Linked DNA regions of Mus musculus: regions 1 and 3 are each linked to region 2. The links are chromatin loops, found by intact Hi-C in ENCODE. Cell type or tissue: gastrocnemius. All regions are shown on one strand.

The links. Peaks named below come from ENCODE experiments on the same cell type or tissue, not always from the same donor. Only the 100,000 strongest peaks of a DNase experiment are listed, where the experiment ranks them.
Region 1: it touches region 2 in a loop (2.0-fold over the local background); 20 of 42 quality-filtered maps call a loop at or near these places.
Region 3: it touches region 2 in a loop (2.4-fold over the local background); 2 of 42 quality-filtered maps call a loop at or near these places.

What each region holds. Positions count from the first base shown.
Region 1 is chr7:123,170,307-123,178,306 of GRCm38, reverse strand. Tnrc6a (trinucleotide repeat containing 6a) reads right to left here. Exons shown (of 24, transcript NM_144925.3): 6 at 6,189-8,000; 7 at 4,898-5,074; 8 at 3,988-4,163; 9 at 2,849-2,881; 10 at 1,403-1,483; 11 at 574-625. Among named protein-coding and RNA genes, the nearest start is that of Slc5a11, 41 kb to the left of the region's middle. In gastrocnemius, no CTCF peak of the experiment used is centred here; no DNase peak of the experiment used is centred here.
Region 2 is chr7:122,996,212-123,004,211 of GRCm38, reverse strand. It overlaps Rbbp6 (retinoblastoma binding protein 6, ubiquitin ligase), which reads right to left. Exons shown (of 18, transcript NM_011247.2): 15 at 6,907-7,269; 16 at 6,515-6,616; 17 at 3,933-5,687; 18 at 1,640-3,628. The coding sequence ends at 2,068. Among named protein-coding and RNA genes, the nearest start is that of Rbbp6, 30 kb to the right of the region's middle. In gastrocnemius, a CTCF peak has its summit at 5,847 (motif pointing left); DNase peaks (open chromatin) are centred at 2,347, 2,672 and 3,232; H3K27ac peaks cover 971 bases.
Region 3 is chr7:122,940,956-122,948,955 of GRCm38, reverse strand. No RefSeq gene overlaps it. Among named protein-coding and RNA genes, the nearest start is that of Gm39083, 9.1 kb to the right of the region's middle. In gastrocnemius, a CTCF peak has its summit at 3,597 (motif pointing left); DNase peaks (open chromatin) are centred at 3,593 and 6,611; H3K4me3 peaks cover 127 bases.

The DNA of each region.
Region 1 (8,000 bases), 170 kb before region 2:
AAAAACAAACCAGGAACAGGAAATGGTATTTACTGAAAACACATTTGTTAAAAAACAAAACAAAACAAAACAGAGGACACCCCCACACACACACACAAAACCTTTAATCCCCTATTTCAGAATGATCAGCCCCCACCTAGTTATCTGGAACCATTACTTTGGCCAGGCTGCACCACCTACTCCAGCCCTGCCCTCCTTCACCACTCTCAGGACTTCTTGCCCCTACCAAGAACTGCCTGGCATTTCTGACTATGGTTTGAGATGTCTGTCATTTACCAAAGTTTATTATGCAATCCTCTGATCCAGGTGACTACATCGTGAACCTTAATAGCCCCCTCTTGATCGGGCTTTGAGAACACAGACGGACACCAGCACCACCTGAGACATGCACAGAGACATGTCCCTTAGAGGGATGTCACAACTCACTTTACTTGGTTGTGCTCATACAGTGCAGCACCAAGAGCAGGACTGCTCTCTTCCACTGAGTGAGGGCTCTTTCAGACAGAGCGGGATACAAGCAGGACTGTTTTATCAGTGATAAACACAGATCAGAATGCCTGACTTTTCTCTCACCTCCAGAAAGATCCATCTTATTGCTCTGTACATTTTCTTCTGGTGAGTCTCTCTGAAGTAGGAAAAGGTAACGTGTTAGCAGACTTTACCAAGCAAAACAAAAAGACCTTTCCTTATTTCCTCATCTAAAATGCAAGCAGATCATGAAGTTTCTCTTTTTAAAATTTGTCTGTATTTCTGTGTGTTTGGCACAGACATGCAAGTGCATGCAGAGGCCAGAACAGAACTTCAAACTCCCTGGAGCTGGAGTAAAAGTGGGTGTGACTCTGCTCCACAGGGACTGGAGTAAAAGTGGGTGTGACTCTGCTCCACAGGGACTGGAGTAAAAGTGGGTGTGACTCTGCTCCACAGGGACTGGCCACAGACCCTGCTCCTGTAAAGAGGAGCAAGTCCTCTCAACCACAGAACTGACTCTCCAGCCCTATTTTTAAAAATATTACTATGTTTTAATGTATTTTTAAGATGTGCTCAAAATTTATAAAATTTAAGAATTAAGTCTTGCTGGCTAATTTTACTCTAATCGACATATTTTAAAAACTTAAAGATGAGAAATGATTTTTTTAAATGTATTATTCATTTTATGTAAGTATACTGCTGCTGTCTTCACACACACCAGAAGAGAGAATCAGATCCCATTACAGATGGTTGTGAGCCCCATGTGGTTGCTGGGAATTGAACTCAGGATCTCTGGAAGAGCAGTCAGTGTTCTTAACTGCTGAGCCATTTCTCCAGCCCGAGAAATAATTTTTAATAAAATAAAATAAAACTGGGATAAACTATGAACCACTACTAAAAAGGGTATTATTTACTGCTAAGAAAAGATACTTACCGAAAAACTGATATTTGAAAACTGTTTAACGAATGGATTTATCCATGCGTCCTCTTGTTTGTTTCCGCCTTTCATCATTCCCTTTGTAAATAAAAGAGTAGAGAAGATGCCATGGCCATCTCTAATTATCTGGACATTGTGATGGACTAGTAAAACTTCAAGACAATTCCCAACTCTCATTTTTAGCCAATATTTTCTCCTTCAATCAACTCTTATTTAGAGGTGTTAACAATTAAATAAATAAACTCATTTGATTTTCAACTTCCTTTGCTCCAGGCCTCTGGTATAGCTGTAATGTATAGAGAGGTCTCTAAAGGCAGGCAGTCAGAAGGAAAAGACAAAAAGCAGTGGAGGAGCATGGGACATCCCCACCTCACAGATGGACTGTGCTCCCTGACCCATGTCATCATTTAGGTTTTTGGATTTCTCATACCAAAGTAAAAATTAGCATGGAGATCCTCAGCCTGTCCTAACAAGCCAATTTAGTCCATAATTTAATCATGATATGAAGGAACACTTTACTGAAAAACCAACATCTTTCCCAAACACCCACTAAATATTTTCACACAATAGTGTCTTTAAAGGTTTCCATTTGTGCTGCTAAAAACACAGTATCCTGAGCAGCAGTTGAGCTGCTGTGGTGGGCTGAGCAGTACAGATAGTATACTGAGAACTGGCAACAGTCACAGAGCGAGGCTGGAAGCCACAAAGACCTAGGCCTCACATTGATGTGATGACCATAGGACCGTCTATCTTAGTGTATTAATGTCCTTTCCCAAAGCTATTACCTGTTCCTTCTGACTGTGAAACAGCACAGCTTAACTCCCTGCAAAGGCAGATCTCTAAAGCAAGCACCTAACCCTCTGCAAAGATTCTGAAGGCGTCTCTGATTCCTGTTTCCCCTTTCCACTTCCTCCCATACTCTGAACAACTGCCAACCTCTGCCCCTTCTATTCTTAAATGCATTTCTAACTCTTCTTCCTTTCCACCTGGGATGATGTAGCAGCCTCTTGCGATCCCTACCTCTGGTTTTCTCTTACTTCAACTGATATTTCACACCAATATTAGACAGCTCTCTTTGATTACGTTTTAAAAAGTCATTGAAGTTGCCTTCTTGTAAATTTCACTGGCTCCATACTTTGTCAATAATAAAGTTTCTATTTATCCTTCCTCTAACTACAGAGCCAGCTTTGTCTTTTTTTTTTTAAGAAATCTTTCGGTTCTATCAAGCCACCCCAGGCATCTTCTACATCCCAGCACACTTGTGCTTGCCTAATGCCCCACCAGAGACTAGGAGCCCCCGAAGGGGCTGCTCTTCAGTGTATTCAAACCCCAGCACCAAGCACAGTACCTGGCACACAGCAGAAGCTAAATAAGAGTTTGCAGTTGCTCTCTAAAGATTTTTACTAGTAGAAACAAAGGAGAAAGAGTAAAAAGGCTACACACCCTTTCCCTTCTCCTTTTTTTGCCACTCAGACCCTGTAAGGAAAGACAAAGTCACAAAACAGCATGGTCCAGTGGGAAGAACAAGGTGTTGAATCGCAAGACCTAAGCTCATCTTTGCTCTGTCACTTACTACTTAAGCAACTTTGGGTCAGTCACCACCTTTTCCAGTCTCAACTTCCTCCTCATTATCCTATCTCAGAAGGTTGTGAGGATCAAATGGTTCATGTAAAACATGTACAAGCACGTCATTAGCTACATGGCCAGGCATCGGTAGGCAAATCCAGCCAAATGAAAAAATTATAAAATGAAATGGCAGGTCCTAGACTTTGAATCCCAGGATTAAAACGGACCAACCTTGGCCTGGAGTTAGGCCAAGTACCCACCAAATATATGACTTTTCAAGGTCCTCAAAAGGTAGTCATTCTCAAATAGGGTGATGAGGACATTTTAGAGTCATTTGTGAGACTGGACACCTATTTTGAAAGATGTCCCCAGGAGACTCTACCTCCAGCCCCCAGTCCCTAGTATCACTATTCCCAGGACCCAGTCGTTCCTAAACCTGGCTCAACATCAGACATATCTGCCGAGCTGGTACAATTTCCAAAACTTGAAAAGGCCTCAGGGTATGTCAGACTATGTTTTGAACAAATGCAACCCATTTCTCATGTAAAGCCAGGTATGGAAATTCTTCCTAGGGATTTTCATCACAGGACCTTGAGAATGAGAAAGGGACAATGATGTTAGTGAATAAACAGAATGGTGACTTTGGGTAAGGGGAAGGCTGGGATTCTGGTGAGGAGGTTAATGAGATGGAGACGAACTGGCGGTGAAATGGAGAGTCAACATGGATTTGCCCTTCTCTTCATCCTCACCACTGCTGGTACCATGTGGGGCTTGTTGCCCCAGGCAGTACTGGTGGAGCTGAGGAGGAGAGAAATCCCGAGCTGTAGCAGTGGGGAGAAAGGAAGTTCCCATGGTCTTATGTTTTTCTAGGGAGCTGCCCATTCAAGAGGCTATCCCTAAGTTGGGGGCTGCCTGGACTGTACTGACTGCCATAAATGGGCAGATAGATGAATTGTCTGTGGGTAAACTGCCTTTGAGATTTAAAGTTTCAAGAGCAAAGCTCCTGAAATGTTTACCTTTGATGACATTTTCTTGGTATATGGTGGCCAATTTAAAGATGAGTTAAGCTCTTGAGATGAGTTACTGTTCCACATTCCAATCTCTACATCCTCCTCCTCTTCCCAGCCAGTGGGTCGACTTCCAGGCAATGGCATATCATCACCACACCAGCCATCTTGCATAGATTTGGGCCCTGATTTGTAGATTTGTGATAACAAAGACAAACAGAAGTTAAGGAAAAAAATTCTCCAAGATGTCAAGCATGTTTCAAAGTACAGGGACATGCAAGCTAAACCAAACACACCTTTACTTCTCAAATACATGTAATAGAAAAGGTATAGTTAGACTACATTGAAAGTCACTGGGAAGAACTTATTTTTATTAAAATATCCAATGAACCTTTCTATGTCTTCACAAATCTTAGGTTTTCTAATCATGGGCAATAGTGGTTTCTTATGCATACCTATTTGGTCTTTAAAATGATACAAAGGACAGAGGCAAATGAGACAGAAAAGATATTCTATACTATACTCTCTATAAGGCTGTTCAAAGGGTACTGAAGCCACAATAGAACAAACATCTATCTCTACACACAGTCTTTGGGGCTCCTACAGTCTGTCCTGAGCACAACAGGGTAGAGGAACAATATTCATGTGCATTCCAGGGCCCTTCCCATGTAAGATTTGATGGTTTGGACATGTGTCTCACATTATACTATCTAGTCTCTCCAGCTGAATGGCATGAAAGCTGCTAAATTCAGTTTTAAATAATCCAACAAGAGAAAGAATTTAGATTTGGCGGAGGATGTGTAAATTACTAGTAGTCACTTTTGAGAAATACATTAGTGGTGATAAGTTAGGAGCACTAGCCATCACTTAAATGCAGCTTATGAGTTATCAGCAGCACCGCTAACATCAGATGACTTACCAGATTTGCTTAATGACTGTGGACCAACAGAGCTGGAGCCCCACGTGGATGCATTGGATGCTGCAGTAATGGGTTCTCCCCAGCTGGGACCACTGTCTATGGGCTTGCCCCAGGCTGAAGTACCATTATCCACAGTTGTGGCTGGAGTAGAAGGCTCTGCCCAAGGCTCACCCCAGCCTTTAGAAAGTATGGGAAAAGAAGTCATCAGCATAGATATTAGGAAGCACCTCAATTAAAGACAAGGAAGAGGACTTGGGAAATGAGATGAAGAATTTCACATCACACACTGAAAAATGATGCTGTGACAACCAAGAGACATATTTTGTGGAGAACACAAATTATTCTGCATTAATATAATTGTATAATGTTTTAACCTTTTCTTTCAAAACTGCCTTCTTGGTGTTAGGGCAGACTCTTTTCATTATAGCAAATTATTTTCCTAAAAATGTCAGGTTCTTCTGAACCAAAGCTTGAGAGCTGAGGCAGGTGCGGTGTAAAGTTCCACTAATTACACTGTCCTGAAAGGACGCTCTTCCCACATCACTGCAGTGGAGAACAGCTGACTATAAGACTACCATCAGGTACACAGCCACCCTGCCTTTAACACATTGGAAAAAAGGTCTACACTTTCCCTAAGAAATAAGTATAAATCAATAGACTAGGCTTATATTTCAAAACAAAACAAAACAAAACCCCCACACAATTAGGCACTAAAAGAAGAATTCATGAAAACATTACCGGCTCTCTAACCAATGGAGCATTATTCAATAAAACTCCTGTTAACAAAGGCAATGTAGGGCTGCCACATTTAGAAAATGTTGCCCTATCAATTTACAGAGAAAAAACTTTGAGTACAGGAGAGCAAAGGTCAGAGTATACTAGAAAGCAGTGCGATGCTTCAGGTGCACACATTATCCAGTTAACTGAGGAGGTACTAACTTCATGCCTCAGTGAGAAAATCCCATAAGATCAAATATAATACCAAATATCTAGAGTACGGTCCTCAGGCATTTGGCTTTATTGTACTTCAGTAGTGAAACCACGTTGTTAAGGCTTGACTAAGAATACCTAAGTGTGTAAGTCTGCACTTAACCTCTTCTACTACATTCCTAACACAACAGAGCAAGACTCCACAAACCAGAGCTGTTGCCAGGTGAATGTCACCTCTAGGTCACAGCTGAAAGGTCTTGATGTGCATATCCAAGAGCCGTGTTACACAAATCTTATGACAGGCATGTCAACACAAAGCTTGCTTCCACAATACCTCTGCACTCCACACGGGAACGCTTACCAGAGCCACTGCTGGTCTCCTTGCTTGAGACGGCACTTGCGGCTGGCAATAGCCGGTGCATCTGCGCTTGCTGGTCTGAGCGGCCGCTGGCTTCCGGGATGTTTTTATTCCACATGTTCACATTTTTGTAGTTGTATTTGCTTGGATCTCCCCAAGCTGAAGTTCCATCATCGATCTCCATTTTTCTTCGTATAGATTCTGGGGATGGCTCCTCCCAGCCTGTGGGTTCTTCCTCCTTTGCTGGAGCAGGAATAGGTCCCCCGAGCCAGCCTGTACCAGGAGGCTTGCTGGTGGCTGGTGGGATTCCCCATGATCCAACAATGTCTTGTTGCTTGTTCCAATCTGGAGAACTAACTGGCTTTGATGAATCTCCCCAACCTAGAGACTGATTACACTTTGGAGGGTCTCCCCACCCCTGGGAAGAGTTCGGTTTAGAAGATTCATCCCATCCCGATGAGTTATTTGGATTTATATTATTTCCCCAAGTAAAAGAACTAGTTTTCCCAAGTTCGTTCCAACCAGAAATGGACCTGTCACTGTCACTGCCTCCTGAGCTGGATTTCTTATTGGCCTCACCCCAATGGTTACTCCTGGAAGATTCTCCCCAGTTATCACCGGCAGAAATGGACCAACCTTGGCTTGACTTTTGTCCGTCACCCCAGCCTTGTTTGCTCTTTTGCGAATCATTCCATGTAGACTTGTCTTCCTTGCAACCCCCCCACTGGTTGCTCTTGATCATTCCTGTAGCAGCAGAGTCATCTTCCCACCCCCCCTGGCAGTTTGAGCCTTTGGAATCTCCCCACCTCAGAGTAGGTTTGGGATCACCCCACCCTGATACAGATGAGGTATCATTACTATTAGGGCTAGTCTTATCTGTACATGCCCCTGAGTTAAAAGTCTGTGTTGCAGAGCTTCCCCAGGCCTCTGTCCCATTGTCAGTCTTTCTTTCCCCTCTTGGTGATGTCTCTGTATCCCAGGCAGTATTCTGCTTAATAGGAGTCTGTCCCCACCCAGAGTTGGATAGGACACGTGGATCTAAGTCAGTTCTGTTTACAATGCTTTGGAGTAATGTGTGCTGATCAATTTTTCTTCTATCTCTACTCTGACTTTCCCCGGTTACTTTTTCTTCAAGGCGTCCAGTGCTCTCTGCACTACCATCACTCTCCACTGTGCCTCCTGCTTTGGCCCACACACTGTTTTGCTCATTTGTCTGAGATGTGGCAGAACCCTGATCGTCTTCCTCAGTAGATTTCCATCCATTTGTAAGCTTCTTACCATTGCCATTTGCACTGTCATTGGAATGCTGGTTGCTAGGCAGTTTGTTCCACTCGACACTGGATAGACCAGTGCCAGTGTTCTGTGCAGGACTTCCCCATCCTCTTCGACTTCCTCCAGAATTTGCACCATTTCCACTTCCCCATGGTGAACTCTGGGAATTCACTGTCCCAGGCTCCCATACACCTCCCCCTTTATTTGTATTAACTTGAAAGTTAGTGCCCATAGGCCCATTTATGCCAGGCTGCATTAGAGTTGCATTCACAGTGTCACCATTGGCTTGGCCATTAGGGCCTGCACATTTGTCGCCAGAGTAATTAGAACCATAGGCACCCCATGTAGTACCGTAGGAGCCTCCAGTTTTTGACTCTCCATTACTAAGGTGAGAAAGGGAAGTGCCATTCATAACTGACGGAGCCTGTATCTGAGGATGATTCATTGTGCTCACACGCCAGGCCCCTGGATTACTAGTAGGCAGTTCATTATTTTGTACTGAACCGGAGTTTGGTAAACTAGAGGTCATAAAGTTAGTAGTGT
Region 2 (8,000 bases):
ACAACAAAAAAACCCAAACCACATGTACCATGAAGGGCTGTGGGTGTTTTTAATGGTTATACAAATACTAACTAAAACAAAACAAAAAACTTTTATTTAGCATTTCAAGTTGTCCTCCAAATGCTACATTCATACATTAAAAAAATCTGTATCATGTATGTTTATGGGAGTGGTTACACATGTACCACAGCACCTGTGTCCTTAAAGGGCAACCCTGGGGTTGGCCATCCCCCCTTCCCTGTGTGTCTCATTTGTGGCCCCTCACTGTAGAACACTGGAGTTACAGCACACATGTAGCATATCTAGACTTACTTGGGTTCTAGGGATTGAACTCAAGTCCTCAGGCTTGTGGAGGCACTTAACTCACTGAGCATGTCTTGAGCCTTTGCATGCTTCTGTTAAACAGTATCCGACATCTAGGTAGTTTGGGGGTTAGATGGGGAAGGGGGCAGGCACAGGTTCTGTGGCCGTTGCCATAACAAATCTATAGACTACAAAAACAAACAAAACCAAAAAAACCAAAAAGTAAACTAAGTTCAACCACCACCAAAGCTGGGAAAACTGCTCTTAATTGCAAAGGCACAACACTTAGAGGTGGTTCAGTAGCCAGGAACCTGTCATAGGAGTGGAGCTGCAACTAAAGTGAAGAAGGCCAGGTGAGCTTCAAGAATGAGCCCAATAATGTGAGTAACCAGTTTCAATTGTTGGAAACAGGACCTCAAAGTAAAAGTGGGAGTATGTTGTGCGTGGGCCTAAGTGGTCAGGACAGCTTAGCCCTGACAGCAGGTGTGTGTGCTTGGCATCAGGGCAGAGCTGAGCTCTCACAGCAAAGCTGATCTGGCTCCAAGGCAGCATCTCTCGATGACTTCCACACCTCTAGCACTTATGTTACTTTGGCTCAGTGGTGACAAGTGCTTGTTGCTCTTGCATAGGACCTGAATTTGGTTCCCAACGTCCACATGAGACAGTTCACAACTACGTAGCTGTGAGTGACTGCAGCTGGTTACAGAGGGCTCCAATGCCTTCCTCTCCCTCCATGGACACACACACTTTAAAATAGAAAAAAAAAGTGTTATCACTTACAATTTTAAATGGTAAATGTTGCCCTAAACACTACATTCACATGTCTTGACTCAAAGCCAAGAACCAGCAATTGTATGGAGTACCACACACTGAGACTCCAAGCACAGAACCTTAGGACAGCAGGCTAGCAATTTAGCCATGGACTGTGACAGGCCCAATTCATGCCACATTCTGTAAAACCACTTAACCTGTCCCCAAATCCTTTCCGAGTGCCTTCACTGAGTTCCAGACAGACAGAGTGAAGGAATACCCTCTACCCTCAGGCTCACACTATTACTTACTTTTGTCAGTGGGGCAGAGAATGGGCACAACCACAACACTTAAGTGGATTGTTTCATCAAGGAATTTAATATTGACCTAACAGAATTCTAAGAAAACCACATGGCTAGATGGTTAAGCATCCTGCCCTCCTTTTTAGAAACCTAACTTCTAATTACTAGAAACAAAGATCTTCCACTAGGCCTCTCTGAAGTACATTTTCAATGTTTAGAATTTTGTCTATTCAGCTTGAAGGATCTTGGAAAGAGAAGAAATGAGACACTGTCTTTAAATAATATACATTTGCAACAAGTGAAAAGTTTACTGAAAACTTTTATTGTAATCAAAAAGTGACATAACGGGGCTGTAATGAGTTCAGCAATCATTCTGCTGATATTTTTGAACTGATATCAGCATTTGCCAGGCAATTAAAAAAATTCAAATGTGAAAATTTCACAGTACAGTAAACTCCACCCCAACTAATTAATGGTGGTTAAAAATAATAGGCCCTAGCAAAACCTCTCATGTTCCATGGTCACAACTCACAATTCTGTACAAAAGTTCGTTATAAAGCTCTGATGTAAAAATGAAATAATCAAGCAGCAAATACTTTTAAGTGCAGCACAGGGTCTTCCATTCATTATTTACAAGGCTGGAATCTCTTTACATTATAACAGAATTTAATACAGATGACTTAGTAATTAAGTCAATTAACACATCCGTCCTTCACACAGTGACAGATCTCACTTTTTGGTCATCTTTCTCCTTCTCCTTGTCTTTGTTCTTCTTGGCCTTCTTCTTCTTGTGTTTGTGTTTCTGGCTCTTCTCCACGTCGCCGTCGGCGCCTGCGTGCTTCTTGTGCTTCTTGTGCTTTTTATGCTTCTTGTGCTTTTTCTTCTCCTTCTTCTTCTTCTTCTTTTTGCTGTCCTGGCTTCCGGCTGAGCTGGCACTGCTGCTGTGGCTTCGGGTCTGGCTCCCGGAAGGGCTATGACTTCTACTTGGACTAACACTGGGGCTACTTTGGCTCTGGCTCCTGTCTGCACCTGGCTGGCTGGCCGTTGCTACAGTCAAGCTCTCTTTCGCTTTCTCTGTTGTTTTCTCTTTCAAGTCCTTGGAGATACTGGCAACAGCTTCTTCTTCCTTCACAGACACATTACTCTCACTGTCGCTCTCATTATAATCTGGTTCAAAGGCAGCCTCGTCCGTCTCCCGGGTCAGGTCAGAGGAAAGCCTCGAGGAATGGCTCAGCTGGGGTTTCGGCTTGACGGCGCTCTTCTCCACCTGCCCAGCAGCCAGCTCCTTCTCCATGGGAGGGTCTGGCGGGTTAGGTATACATGGCAGTTTGCCACCACTGGACTCTTTCCCATTGCGAGCTTCAGCAGCATGCTTCTCCCGCTCCTTCCCAGAGTTTTTATCTACAGGCTTTGTCTCTTCACATGGGCGTTTAGTTTCGTAGGGGGCTTTATGATCATGAGGCTTTTTGTCTCTTGGGGGGCTAGAATTACTTTTTTTTGACTCGGCCCCCTTTTTAGGTAAATCTCTCTCCTCCCTCAGCTTGCTTTTCTGCCCAGACAGAGACTCTTTGCCCCGGGGAGGAGAGTCTTTTCTCCTTGCTAATTCACCTCTCTCGTCTCTTCGCTTGGAACTGGAATAATCCCTGCTGTCGTAGTCCACTTTCTTGTCTCTACCAGGAGTGAAGTCTTTATTTGAGGAACCACGAACAGACTCGTGCTTCTCTGAAGTCCTGGTCTCTTTGGAAGACTGAGAGAGAGTCTTAAAATGTCCCTGCTCACTCAGGCGGTCCACAGTGCTCTCCTTGTCTGGCTGGGCACCGCTCTTCCTCTTGTCAGGGTTGTCCTTCTCCGACCCTGAGTGCTCCCGGTCCTTGGCTCTGCCCTTCTCACTGGACGCACTGCCCTTTGAGCTCCTGAGCTCGTGCTGCATCAGCTCGTGGCTCGCCTCCTTGGGAAGCTTCTGCAGTTTCTCGGGCTGCTCGCTTTCCTTCTCGGTGTACTTAGCCGTAGCCGATGGCTTAGTAGTGACATTTTTTATAATACTCGATGGTTTCCCTACACTCTGTATAGGTTGTGTGGTTTTAACATCTTCTTCTTCAGACTCAAAGTCATCTTTATCCCATTTGGACTGAGGAACCTGGATCATAATTATAACATCTTCAGCAGGAGCTGTGTTATCATTATTATATTCCTCCATAGTTTTAATGACTGTTCGCTTTGTATCTGTCTTTTCTTCAGATTTCCTCACAGGACTGCCTCCAGTTGAACTTGTACTAAAACAAATGAATATACTTTTAATTAATAAAAAGTTTACTACTAATAAAGCATTGGTAAGTAAATTTTTTAAAAGCTAGCTTAAAATAGGTTGTCTTTTTAGCTTTAAAAAGTTTATTATTCTGCCCTAAGAAAGACACACATGATCAAACTATAAATGACGTGGTTCACCTCTCCCCGACTTGAAACAATGCTGCAGACTCCTAAGAACCTAAGTTACACACACAGATAAGATCAAAGGCTATCATTTCCCATAGAGGACACTCGTCGCTGTTGCCCCACCTCCCACCCGGGCCTCCGTACCTGGTGTAATCCACAAGCGTGGAGCTGGAGCCTTCCGACCCAGCTACTTTCCGTTTGGCCTTTCCCTTGACTTTTTCCTGTTTGATTTTGCTAGATGTTGACTCCAATTTTTCAGAGGGTTCTTTTGTAGTAGATGCATTTTCTGCATTTCCAATTTTTTTTCCAGTTTCTCTGTTGAGTTTGATTTTTTTGGCTGGAGTAGTTGATGATGCAATCTTGTCCTTTTCTGGGGTCCTTTCCAGCTTTTCAACATCACCTTCCATTTTCCGTTTTGGTGATGGTTTCACTATTTCTGTTCCTTCTACTTTAGAGATTTTCATTGAAGACGACTCAAAATCTTTATCTACACTCTTTTCTTCCGTTTTTCTCTTTCGTTTTTCTCCCTTGCTATCAAGTAGTTTATTTTTCTCAGGCTTCTTGGCCTTCTCGTCCTTACTGGCTGGCTTTTCTGACTTGATGTCTTTGGAACAGTCCTTTTTGACCTTCTCGTCCTTGGCTGGCTTTGCCTCCTGGTGTTCTTTTGCAGATTTAGAATGGGCTTTTCTAGGGGTTCCAGTGACCTTCTCATCCTTCTGAGAAGACGAGGAAGGTTTTACAGAGTCAATCTTTGTAGCCTCCTCTTTGGCTTTTTTGAGTGGCGGCTCAGACCGAGGAGACTTTTCACGGTCTCCATCTACCTTTTCTTGAGGTCCTTTAGAAGGTTTTAAAACATTGTCTTTCTTGGCTGTAGCAGACCCGTCACTTTTCCGTTTGGTCTTGTCACTTTTTACTTTTGGCTTATCCTTTTCCCTCTTGTCTTTGTCAGATACTGACTTGAAAGTGATCGATTCTGCGTCCATTGGCTCATCCCTAACAGGTGTAGCATCGTCTCTGCTTGGGAGAACAAACAGTGTATCTGTCTTCGTTTCATCAATCCCTGACGATTCCCTGCATTTCCTAGACGTCTCCAGTAGCTCTGGGTTCAGGAAGCTCTCACTCTCTTCCCCCTTTCTTCGTTTCCTGTGTTTCTTATGCTTGTTCCCTTTGCCGTCTCCTGGAACATTCTCACTCTCCTTCTCCTTCGATTTTGGATTATCTTTTGCATTGTGACTGTCCCTTGTTGAAAGCTTTTCTGGATAGTTGCCACCTAGATTTCTATTTCTATGACTTTGTCCAGCAGCATAGTCTTCTCTGCGCCCTCTTGTAAAGGGTGAATTTCTGATATTAAGAGGTAAGAGTCTCTCTGGAGAAAAGTCCTCTCTATTGGCTGAGGGTCTAGGTTGAGCTCCCACCGCGTACCCTTTGTAGTACTTCTCATACCACTCTCGGTATTTCCTTTCCCATTCCCGGTAGCGTTCTTTCTCAAATGGGTCTCTAAAGTCGACACTCCGCCCATAATAGGCTTTGATGTCATAAGGGGGTGGAACTTCTCTGTATCTATTAAAATACTCACGCTCTGTTTCTCCTTGAGGTACATTGCGTTTAGTGGGAGACTGTCCCCTAAATGCTTGAGGAGATCTGGACCGTGAGTGGTATCGTCTATAGGGAGGTGACCTTGACCTAGATCGGTGGTATCCGTGAGATCTGGACCGTGAACGGTAATTGCGGCTCTTGCCTCTGCCTCTCCTGGGGTATGGGGGTGATCGTGAATAGGAGCGAGAATGTGAGCGGCTGAAGGACCGAGAGTAAGAGCGTGAACGTGTTGAGCCAGACCTTGACTTTGAATAAGTGTATGAACTTCTTGAATACGATGACCCACTATAGGGAGATTTAGACCTAAAAACAAAAGCATAGTTGATGGTTGAGAGATATAAACAAAGTAAAAACAGACAGTCTAGTATTCTTTTCTCACGGTTTTATCTTTCTTTGCATCAAGTTTTGTCTTAGATGATTAAAGAGGTGCAGTGACCTCTACTGGAATGGAATAAATACACAAGTCACTTAGTACAAAACAAAAGCCAAGGCTTGACATCAGAGTGGAGTGCATTAATGTACCGTGAGTTTTATGAGCTATTAACATCAAACAAATGTCAATTAAATTTAAATTTCACTTCCTGTCTGATTATTTAGGTAGGAATCTATTTTTTTTTCTTACACTAGCCAACAGTCTAGCTTTAAAAGGAACCACATTTTAAGTGTTAAATCTAAAAAACAAAGTCTTTAAACAAACTTCCAGGGAACTTCTGTAATTTGTTTTTCTTTTCTAATAATACAGCAAGGGGTATTCTACCACTACTTTTTAAAATCGCACAGGTTAATGTTACAGCAAGAAGCTGTAGCCTTATGGCAAAGGCCCTCAGAATACTCTCTGGCTAGCCCCCTATGTCTTTCCTTCCATAAACATTTCCCATTATATCAGATTATGAATAACTTCAAGGGACAAGGACAACTTAGTCCCCATAAATTCTAATTCTACACAATAGAGTTTACACTGAGATTATTTTAATGGACATATTAGGGAATAAGCTGCATCTCCTCCATTCTATAAAACTAGACCGAATCAGAAAAATCTCATAAGTGCAATGTTATTTATATCCATAGGTAATCCCTGGATATTCAAGTCCCATTTGTAATTCTGTTGTGAAGGCTTGCAAAACACTAACCTGGAAAATGAGCGCCTACGCTCCTTTTGAATCTTTTTGTATTCCATCAATTCCTTAGCAAAATCATTTGTAAACTCATCTAGCTTGGACTTTTTCTTTTCCCTAGTAAAATAAAGTTAAAGAGTGAAAGTTAACAAAAACCATTTAAGAAAACTAACAAGACAAATGTAATTAGATCATGAATGAAATGAATGAAATTGCCATTAGTTTTCTACTTTAAAACTATGAATAACTAGGTATCCCTGAGGAAGTTGCTTGTATGGCTTTGGTTTAAATTTTAGGTGAATTTTCTTTACTAACTGGAAACACTGGAAAATGTTTCCAAAATACCTATTTAATGTTATATCAGAAAATGAAAAAAGTGTATGGTAATTTCAAACTAAAATACTCACTCTTCCTTTAGCCGTCGTTGCTCTCTATAGAATTCTTCCCTGGACAAAGGAGGTGCTTGTGTTGTAGGGATGGTATTTGAATGGGCAGTCTGCACTCCTGATGATACCCAAGGTGTTGATATATTGGCAGGAGCTGGTGGAAACCCTGGAGGAGGGACACTATATCCTGCTGGTGGAGGCTGGCCAGGAGGAAACTGAGGAGAAAACTGTGGGGGAGGTACACCTGGAGGAAGAGGAAGTGTATGGGGAGGAGGCGGATACAAAGGAGGTGGTGGAACGGGCACAAAGACTGGAGTTGCTGGAAGTGATGGGCCTTGAGTCCTCTGTGATCGTTCGCTGTGGTGTCGCCCGCGGTTTATACTTCTGGAGAGATAAATTCCAAGGTATTATACCTTTACATTAAATTCATCTGAGATAAATGAGGCTTTCTCTTTCTGTTTATAATTATTTTCCAAAGTGCAAAAACTGGAATAGAATCAATTACTCCAGTACAAATGCAGTTAAGGTGTATTTGTACACATTAGCCCTACAAGACAGGTAGGATGATACAGGTCTACAGTCTCAACTACTCAGTAGGCTGGACAATCACTTGAGTCTTTGAGTTTGAGGCCAGCTTGGGTAATAAATAACCAAGAACTTGGCTAAAAACAAAAACCTCTCAATTGTATTTCAAAATCCTGGACCCTCTGAAAAATTAGCCAGTGCTCTTAACCACTGAACTACCCCTCAAGCTCCAAGATTCTAGTAAGGCCTTTATCAATCGACAGAAAACGTCTTGAAGGATGTGACAGATTAACATGGCTGCAACCAATATATTTCTCCCTGAAGATGCTTTTCTAGACTCAAAGGTCCCCCCCCCCCCCACCCCCGAGACAGGGTTTCTCTGTGTAGCCCTGGCTGTCCTGGAACTCACTCTGTAGACCAGGCTGGCCTCGAACTCAGAAATCCGCCTGCCTCTGCCCTCCAAGTGCTGGGATTAAAGGCGTGCGCCACCATGCCCAGCTCTAGACTCAAAGTTTACATTAACAAAAACCACTGCAACTTCCTTTTGGAGGAAGTGGGTGAAACCAACAAAACGGAATCGTACTAATTCC
Region 3 (8,000 bases), 55 kb after region 2:
TCAAAGAACTCAAATCAACTGACTAAACAACAACAACAAAAAAGCCCACACAGAACGACCACAATATGGGGTGTGAGTGCCACGGCCAGTCTTAGCTCCTCCACGCACTCCACAAGGGCAATGGAGCAAGATATATGAACTTGTTGCCTTTCTGTCAAGTGGAATGGAAACAATGGGTCTTATTCGCAGGCCTGTCAGGGGACCACACAGTGTATATGCCCCGTTGAAGAGGGCCTCCATAGTGCCACTTCACAGAATTTCAGGACACCCCGAAAGCAAGTGTCACCGTCATTAATATTTATATGTGAGACCTGAGGAGAGGCAATGCCCAAGGCCATGGTACAAGCATTTCATTTGCCAGCACCTAAACACAACACACCAAACAACCTGCTCTGTCTCCAAATGCTCAGATGATGTTGGTCCAGTGGCTCCCTGTTACCATTGGCTTGGAACGATAACAGTGTATGTTTTGCCCAGTGATGGTGGCACATGCCTTTACTCCTAACAGAGGCAGGTGGATCTCTGAGGTGGAGGCCAGCCTGGTCTACAGAGTACATTTTAGGACAGCCAGGGCTACACAGAGACCCTGTCTCAATACATTTTAAGAAAAGGCTTAAGAACATGTTCTGCTTTACAAAAGCAGTCAACTGTTTACCAAGGTGGCTTCGGTGTGTCACTGTCAGTGATGCCACCACTGGGGTTGAAGTGTTCCACAAGCATTTACCTATCACAGGCTTGCTGGCCAACCAAGCCTGAGGACCACTGAAAGGTGGAACCTGTAGGAGGTGGAGCCTACTGGGAGAAAGTTAGGTCATGGGGGGCGGGTATCATTGAAGGGGATATTGGGGATTCCAGCCTTTTCTTCCATCTAAGGTGAACAGATATCTTCTATCACATAATCTACCATGGTATTCTGGGCTCTCACAGACCCTCAGTTGCTGGGCCAAGTGATCACAAATGGAAACTCCCGAAACCAGAAGCTAAAAGAAACCTTTATTCTCGTTAAGTTGGTTCCCTCAAATATTTTGTCACAGTAATAGAACAGTGAAGACGCTGGCTGTACATAGGACTCCCTCTGGTCAGTACTTGGTGTGGCCAGCTTTCCCCCCTTTACTATTCTTTTCTCTCTCTCTCTCTCTCTCTCTCTCTCTCTCTCTCTCTCTCTCTCTCTCTCTCTGTGTGTGTGTGTGTGTGTGTGTGTGTGTGTGTGTGTGTGTGTGTGATGAGGTCAGGGGACAAAGGGACATTTCGGAGTTAATTCTCTCTTTCCACCATGTGGGCCTGAGGATCCAGTCAAGCCATCAGCCTCCTTGGCAGGTGCCTTTAGCAGCTGAGCTATTTGATTTGCCCCTGTTACCTATTCTAACAAACACATAGGGGCAACTCATTGTGGTTACAATCTGAATTTCCCGAAAACAGTAACATTTTACATGGGCGGGAGAGCTGGCTCAGGAGTTAAGAACACCAACGAGTCTTACAGAGGACCTGGGTTCAGTCCCAGCACCACCATGATGGCTCATAACCAGCTGTAACCCCAGTCCCAGGGCAACTGGCACCTTCTTTTGGCTTCCTCACACACTGAATGTATACAGTACACAGATATACATGCAGACAAAATACTCATAAATAAAATAAATAGATCTTTAGAAAACAAAACAAAACAAAACAAAACAGAAGAACATGCCAGGAAAAGCAGGACTATTGCATATCCACAAAACTGGCAAAAGAAAAAGACACATTTTGTAGTATGTGAATTAGGCTGTAATAATGATATTATAAAAGAGAAACAAGAGCCGGGCGTGGTGGGGCACGCCTTTAATCCCAGCACTTGGGAGGCAGGCGGATTTCTGAGTTCGAGACCAGCCTGGTCTACAGAATGAGTTCCAGGACAGTCAGGGCTACACAGAGAAACCCTGTCTCGAAAAACCGGAAAAAAAAAATGAGAGAAAGAAACAAGACATTTAATGGAAAAAAAAAACATGAAAAATGATCAACCTTCTATGTCTGCTCCAGTTCCTGAATAATGACATGGAGACTATATTTATTTATAAGCTTATAGCTAGACATTGCTTCCCATTAGCTTGTAACTCAATTATCCCGTTTATACTGTCTAAGTTCTGCTACATGGCTGGCTAGTTATCGCTCCTTCTTTCCCAGTTTGCTTCTTCCTCAATGTCCAACTGGCTGAATCTCTCACCTCTGATTCCTTCCCAGAGTTTCTCTCTCTTTCTCTGCCCCCATCCCATCCCCAAGTCCCACCTTACTATTCTGCTTTTTGCTATAGGCCATAGGCTTTTTATTTTAACCAATCAGAAGGCGATGAGGAACACTGTTTACAAAATACTAAGGCAGGAAATGATTCACAATACCAAAATCTGTCCCATAACCAGATCTCTGCTGGTTCAGAAATCAGCATTTGAACAGTAAAAGGATAATTTTTATACAGTGCACAAAAACATTACTTCAACAGACATTTTTTTTTCTTTTTTGTTTTTGGGGACAAGTTTTCTCTGTGTAGCTCTGGCTGGCCTGCGCTTTGTAGACCAGGCTGGCCTCCAACTCACAGAGATCTGTCTGCTTCTATCTCCTGATGGCTAGGATTAAAGTCCTGCACCACCATGCCTGGCTCAAAAAGCAATCAACTTTTAAAATGATATAGGGTTTGTCTGAACAATGTCTGCACTTCATGTACCACATACCTTCTTCTGTATATTTTGTTTTTGGTTCCGTAGGCATATTCAGTTACAACAGCTGCGTTGTATATATTTATAAAAAAAGAACCTCCCAAAGAAAACCACTCAAAATTAATTATTCATACGAATAGTTTAAAAGCATGGCTGATTGTGGTAGCGCAGGCTAGTAGGATTTGGTGAAGGAGGCAGAGGTCAGAGGATCACTAGTTTGAGACCAGCCTGGCTGAACATCGTGGCACACGCCCTTAATCTTGGCACTTGGGAGACAGAGGCAGGCGGATCTTTGAGTTTAAGGCCAGCCTGATTTACAGAGTGAGTTCCAGGACAGCCAGGGCTACACAAAGAAACCATGTCTCAAACAACCAAAATCCAGGAGGCTGATAGGATGGCTCAGTGGTTAAGAGCACTGGCTGTTCTTCCAGAGGTTTGAGTTCAACTCCTGGCAACCACATGGTGGCTCATGACCACCTGGCTAAACAAACCAACCAACCACATGCCCTCTTCTTGCAAGCAGTTGCACATGCAGACAGAGGACTTACGCATAAGAAGAAAAAGTACATTAAAAAACAACAACAACATAAAAGTATTTATGTATTGTTACAGAGTGAGTTCCAGGACAGCCAGGGCTATACAGAGAAAACCTGTTTCGAAAAACCAAAAAAAAAAAAAAAAAGAAAAAGAAAAAAATTAAATAGTATGTGTGTTGTGAATGTGTTGTGTTTGCATGTGCTCACGAATAATATGGGTAAGTGGAGAGTTTAAAATTTTGAAGCAACCTGTGTCTCTTACCCCAAGCTCTCTCCATTTCCCTTTATTATGGGTAGCCTGGTGACAGCCTGGTATTTTTCTATTGGATTTGAAGTAACCTTTACAAGTGGGTGCTGTTGGGGCCCTCTAGTGGACATTCTTGAGATTGCTCCCTTCAGTCTTAGCTCTCCCTCTGGGTCCCTCTGTTATTTCCTATTGGAAAACATTTTCTAGGCACAGTCCTGTGGTTTGTCCTTACCCTGGGTTTCTAAGTTAAACCTGCAACCCACATTCAGGGCTGTGTCTGACCATCTCAGCCCAGAAGAATTAACTCTTTAGTTACAGGGTTACAAAACCCAGTTAAGGTTAGGGCTGGCAACAGTTTTATTCCTGGAGAGATGGTGTTTATATCCACTGTCATCCCTCTAAGTGAAAACACTGGGTGGGTATTTATGAATCCTGGCTCTCTGGAACTCTCTCTGTAGCCCAGACTGGACTTGAGTTCAGAGATTCACCCGGTCTCTCCAGTACTGGGATTAAAGGTGTGTACCACCACACCCAGCTTTAACACCTGTATCCAAAAACAAAAGCAAGCAAGCAAACAAACAAACCAAAAAAAAAAAACCCAACACCCTCCCGCCCCCCCCCCCAAAAAAAAAACCCAACCAACCAACCAAACAAACAAACAAAAATCCTACCCAGGTGGTGGCGGCTCAAGCCTTTAATCTCAGCACTGTTCAGGAGTCAGAGGCAGAGGATCTAATAGATGGAGTTCCTGGATAGTCAGGGCTCCATGGAGAGAGCCTGTCTCAACAAACAAACAAACCAACCCCCGGAGCCCTTATCTATCTATCTATCTATCTATCTATCTATCTATCTATCTATCTATCTATCTATCTATCTATCTATTTATCTATCTATCCATCCATCCATCTATCTATCGCTACAGAGTCTCTCTACATAGCTTGTAGCTCTGGCTGTCCTGGAACTCATTATGTAGACCAGGCTGGCCATGAAACTACAGGGTTCTACCTGTTTCTGCCAAGTGCTGGGATTAAAGGCATATGCCACCATGCCTAATGCCCAAATTTGCACATTTTATGTTTTGTTTGTTTGAGATTCCCCATGCAGTCGTGGAAGGGAGGCCTCCTAGGGAGCTTGGACTGGCTTATTTTATCTTCACTTAAAACATACCTCTTAGCCAGGCCTGGTGGCGCATGCCTTTAATCCCAGCACTCGGGAGGCAAAGGCAGGCAGATTTCTGAGTTTGAGGCCAGCCTGGTCTACAAAGTGAGTTCCAGGACAGCTAGGGCTATATAGAGAAACCCTGTCTCAAAAACAAACAAACAAACAAACAAACAAACAAACAAAATGTACCTCTTCAGTTAGGGTGAGTTGTGCACAACTATAATCCCAGCACAGCTGATACTGAGGCAGGAGGACTGCAGGTTAGAGGCCAGCCTGATTTACATAGTGAGTTTCAGGCCAGCCAGGGTTACACAGTGAGATCTTGTTTAAAAAAATTAATTAAAACTATTAAATGGTCTTGTCTTAGGGTTTCCATTGCTGTGAAGAGACGCCATGACCTAAGCAACTCTTAAGAGGAAAACATTTATTTTGGGCTGGCTTACAGTTTCAGAGGTTTAGTCCATTGTCATCATGGCAGGAAGCACGACAGCAGGCAGGCAGACATAGTGCTGGAGAAGAAACTGAGAGTTCTACATCCTGATCTGTAGGTAGCAGAAAGGTAACACATGTCACACTGAGCATAGCCTGAGTATAGGAGACCTCAAAGCCTGCCCTGCACAGGGACACACTTCCTCCAACAAGGCCACACCACCTAATAGGGACCTAAGGGCCAAGCATTCCCACAATGAGCCTATGGGGGCCATAGCTTTTCAAACCATCACAGGTCTCATGTGGCCGATGGCTCCCATATTGGACACCCCAGAAATTCAGCCATCATGTTGCTAGGTGCAATGAAGTCTTATCCTCACTCTGAGGCCCACCTCTGTAGGATGGACTAGGTTTTTTTTTTTTTTTTTCCTCTGAGAAATCCTCAAAGCATCCCCTATGGCGGCTGTACCACATTAGAGTTCCACCCGAGATTTTCCAGGACTTTAAGCTCTGTATCGCCGCCAACTGAACAGTACTTACTATTTTCTATTCTTTGTTGTTTTGTACTAGGCGTCTACATATGGGACATGGTATGTACTGCTATCTCATTGTAGACTTGCAATTTTAAAAATTACGTTTATTATCATTTGTGTGTGTGTGTGTGTGTGTATACAGGCATACGTGTGACCTGGCACATGTGCAGAGGTCAGGATACAAACCCGTGGGATTTAGTTTTCTCCTTCGACCTGTGAGTCCCGGGGACTGAACGCGTGTCTCTAGGCTTGACTGCAGGTACCTTTCCCTGCTGAGCCATTCCATTGCTGGGATTGGAAACATGTTGTTATGAAAAGGTTCTTAATCTGGACAGAGTTCTAACTTATCTACTTTGTTGTTGTTCTTTGTGCTTCAGTTATAACGTCTAAGAATCAGTGGGCGTGGCTGGCAATCTCTGGTTTAAACCTGTGGATACCCTATACCTGGCTTAGCAGCTAGAGGCACTTACTGCTAGGTTGAGAGCCATTTGGTTGAACAATAGATGCCACCAAGTTATTTTTTTTGACCTTCATACCTGCACACACACACACACACACACACACACACACACACACACAAAGAATCAACAAACAGGCCTAAGGACATAAAAATCTACCCCTGTGGCTAAGAGTTTCATAGTTTTAGTTTCTTTCTTTCTTTTTTTTTGGTTTTTTCCGAGACAGGGTTTCTCTGTCCTGGAACTCACTTTGTAGATCAGGCTGGCCTCGAACTCAGAAATCTGCCTGCCTCTGCCTCCCAAGTGTTGGGATTAAAGGTGTGTGCCACCACCGCCTTTGAATCATTTTTTGGTGATGTGTAAAACAGGCTGTGAACTTCACTTACTAGCGTGTGGATATTGAAGTGTCTCAACTTCACTGAAGGCGAAGTTCTTCCCCTTACTGCGTTGTCTTGATACACTTGTGAAAATCACGTTACCGAGGGGCTGGAGCAATGCCTCGTCAGGTAAGAGCACTGATGGCTCTTCCAGAGGATGCAGATTCTTTTATCAGCACTCACATGGCAGCGCACAGCCATCTCTAACTCCAGTCTCAGGGACTCTGACGCCCTCTTCTGGCCCCTGTAGACACTACATGCATGAGGTGCACAAACATGCATGAAGGGGGGAAAAAAAAACCAAACCAAACCAAAACCCATACACGTAAAATAAAAATAAATAAACCTGGAGACAAGATTTTCAAAAAAAAGAATGTTGCCTCACCAGGATGCATGGATTAACCTCTAGATTTTTGAATCCTGGTCCACGTTTTATTATCTATCTTTATATCAGTGTCCCTTGAGTGAGTTTTAAAAACAACAAACTTCGATTCCTTAAACTCAACTTTTGCTTTGTTTCTTCTTTTGACCTGGTCTCAGGTAGCTCAGGTTGGCCCCATACTCCCTCTCTCTAACTCTATTCTTATATATTTATAAGTAAAGATCACTTGGATCCTGACCCTCCTGTTTCCATCTCCGGAGTCTTGGTGTTCCAGATTTGAGCCACCATGTTCTGTTTGAGGGTTTTCTTTGTAAAGAATTCAGTTACTCGGGGGCTCTTCTCATTCCATGTGAGTTTTAGAGTCAAGTTTCCCACATTTGTCAAAAAAAAAGTTGTGGAGGGGCTGGTGTGACGGCCCAGTGGGTACTCTGCTTGTTCAGCAAGCGTGAAGGCTGGGGTTTGGACTCCCCCAGCACACACATCAATACCACATGGGCTTGATGACCAGTTTATAACCCCAGCACTGGGGAGTCCCCAGAGCAGGCAAGTCCGGGGTCAAGTGAGACACTGCCTGGATTGAGGAGCTGGAGAGTGACTGGCACCCGTTCTATGTGCACCAACGAATGCACGTGCCTCTGTACAGGTGAGAAAAACACACTCACAGTCCACTCACACAAATATGTACAGAAAAAGGTTGTTGGGCTTTTTGTACCTATTGCATGCTTGGGTAGCCCTGTCGTGTTTTCTGTTTCACTAATGCCAGCCTTGTTTAATTTATCTCACTGACATATTAGAGTTTTCAGTGGCCGATTTTCATACCTCCTGGGTTAAATTTGTTCCAAAGTGTTGTATTCAATTTGATGCTATTATAAGTGGAATTGTTTTCCTAATTGAGTTTTCAGGTTACCCGGTGCTGATGTATGGAAACACAGCTGACTGCGTTTGTGTGTCCTGCTGCTACCGCGTACACTTGCTGAATTTATTAGCACTAATAGTTTCTGTGGTGTGGGAATTTGCAGGATTTCCTACAGCGAGGTCACTAATGTCTAAAAATGATGATACATTTATGTAAATGAATTATTTATTCCAGCTAGCCCGAATAAAAGGTACAAAATCCTGATAATTTACAAGCTCTAAGCCCAGATTGGGCAGGCTGTGAGCTATTCTAACTTAAATCCCAGTCAAATGTCCCT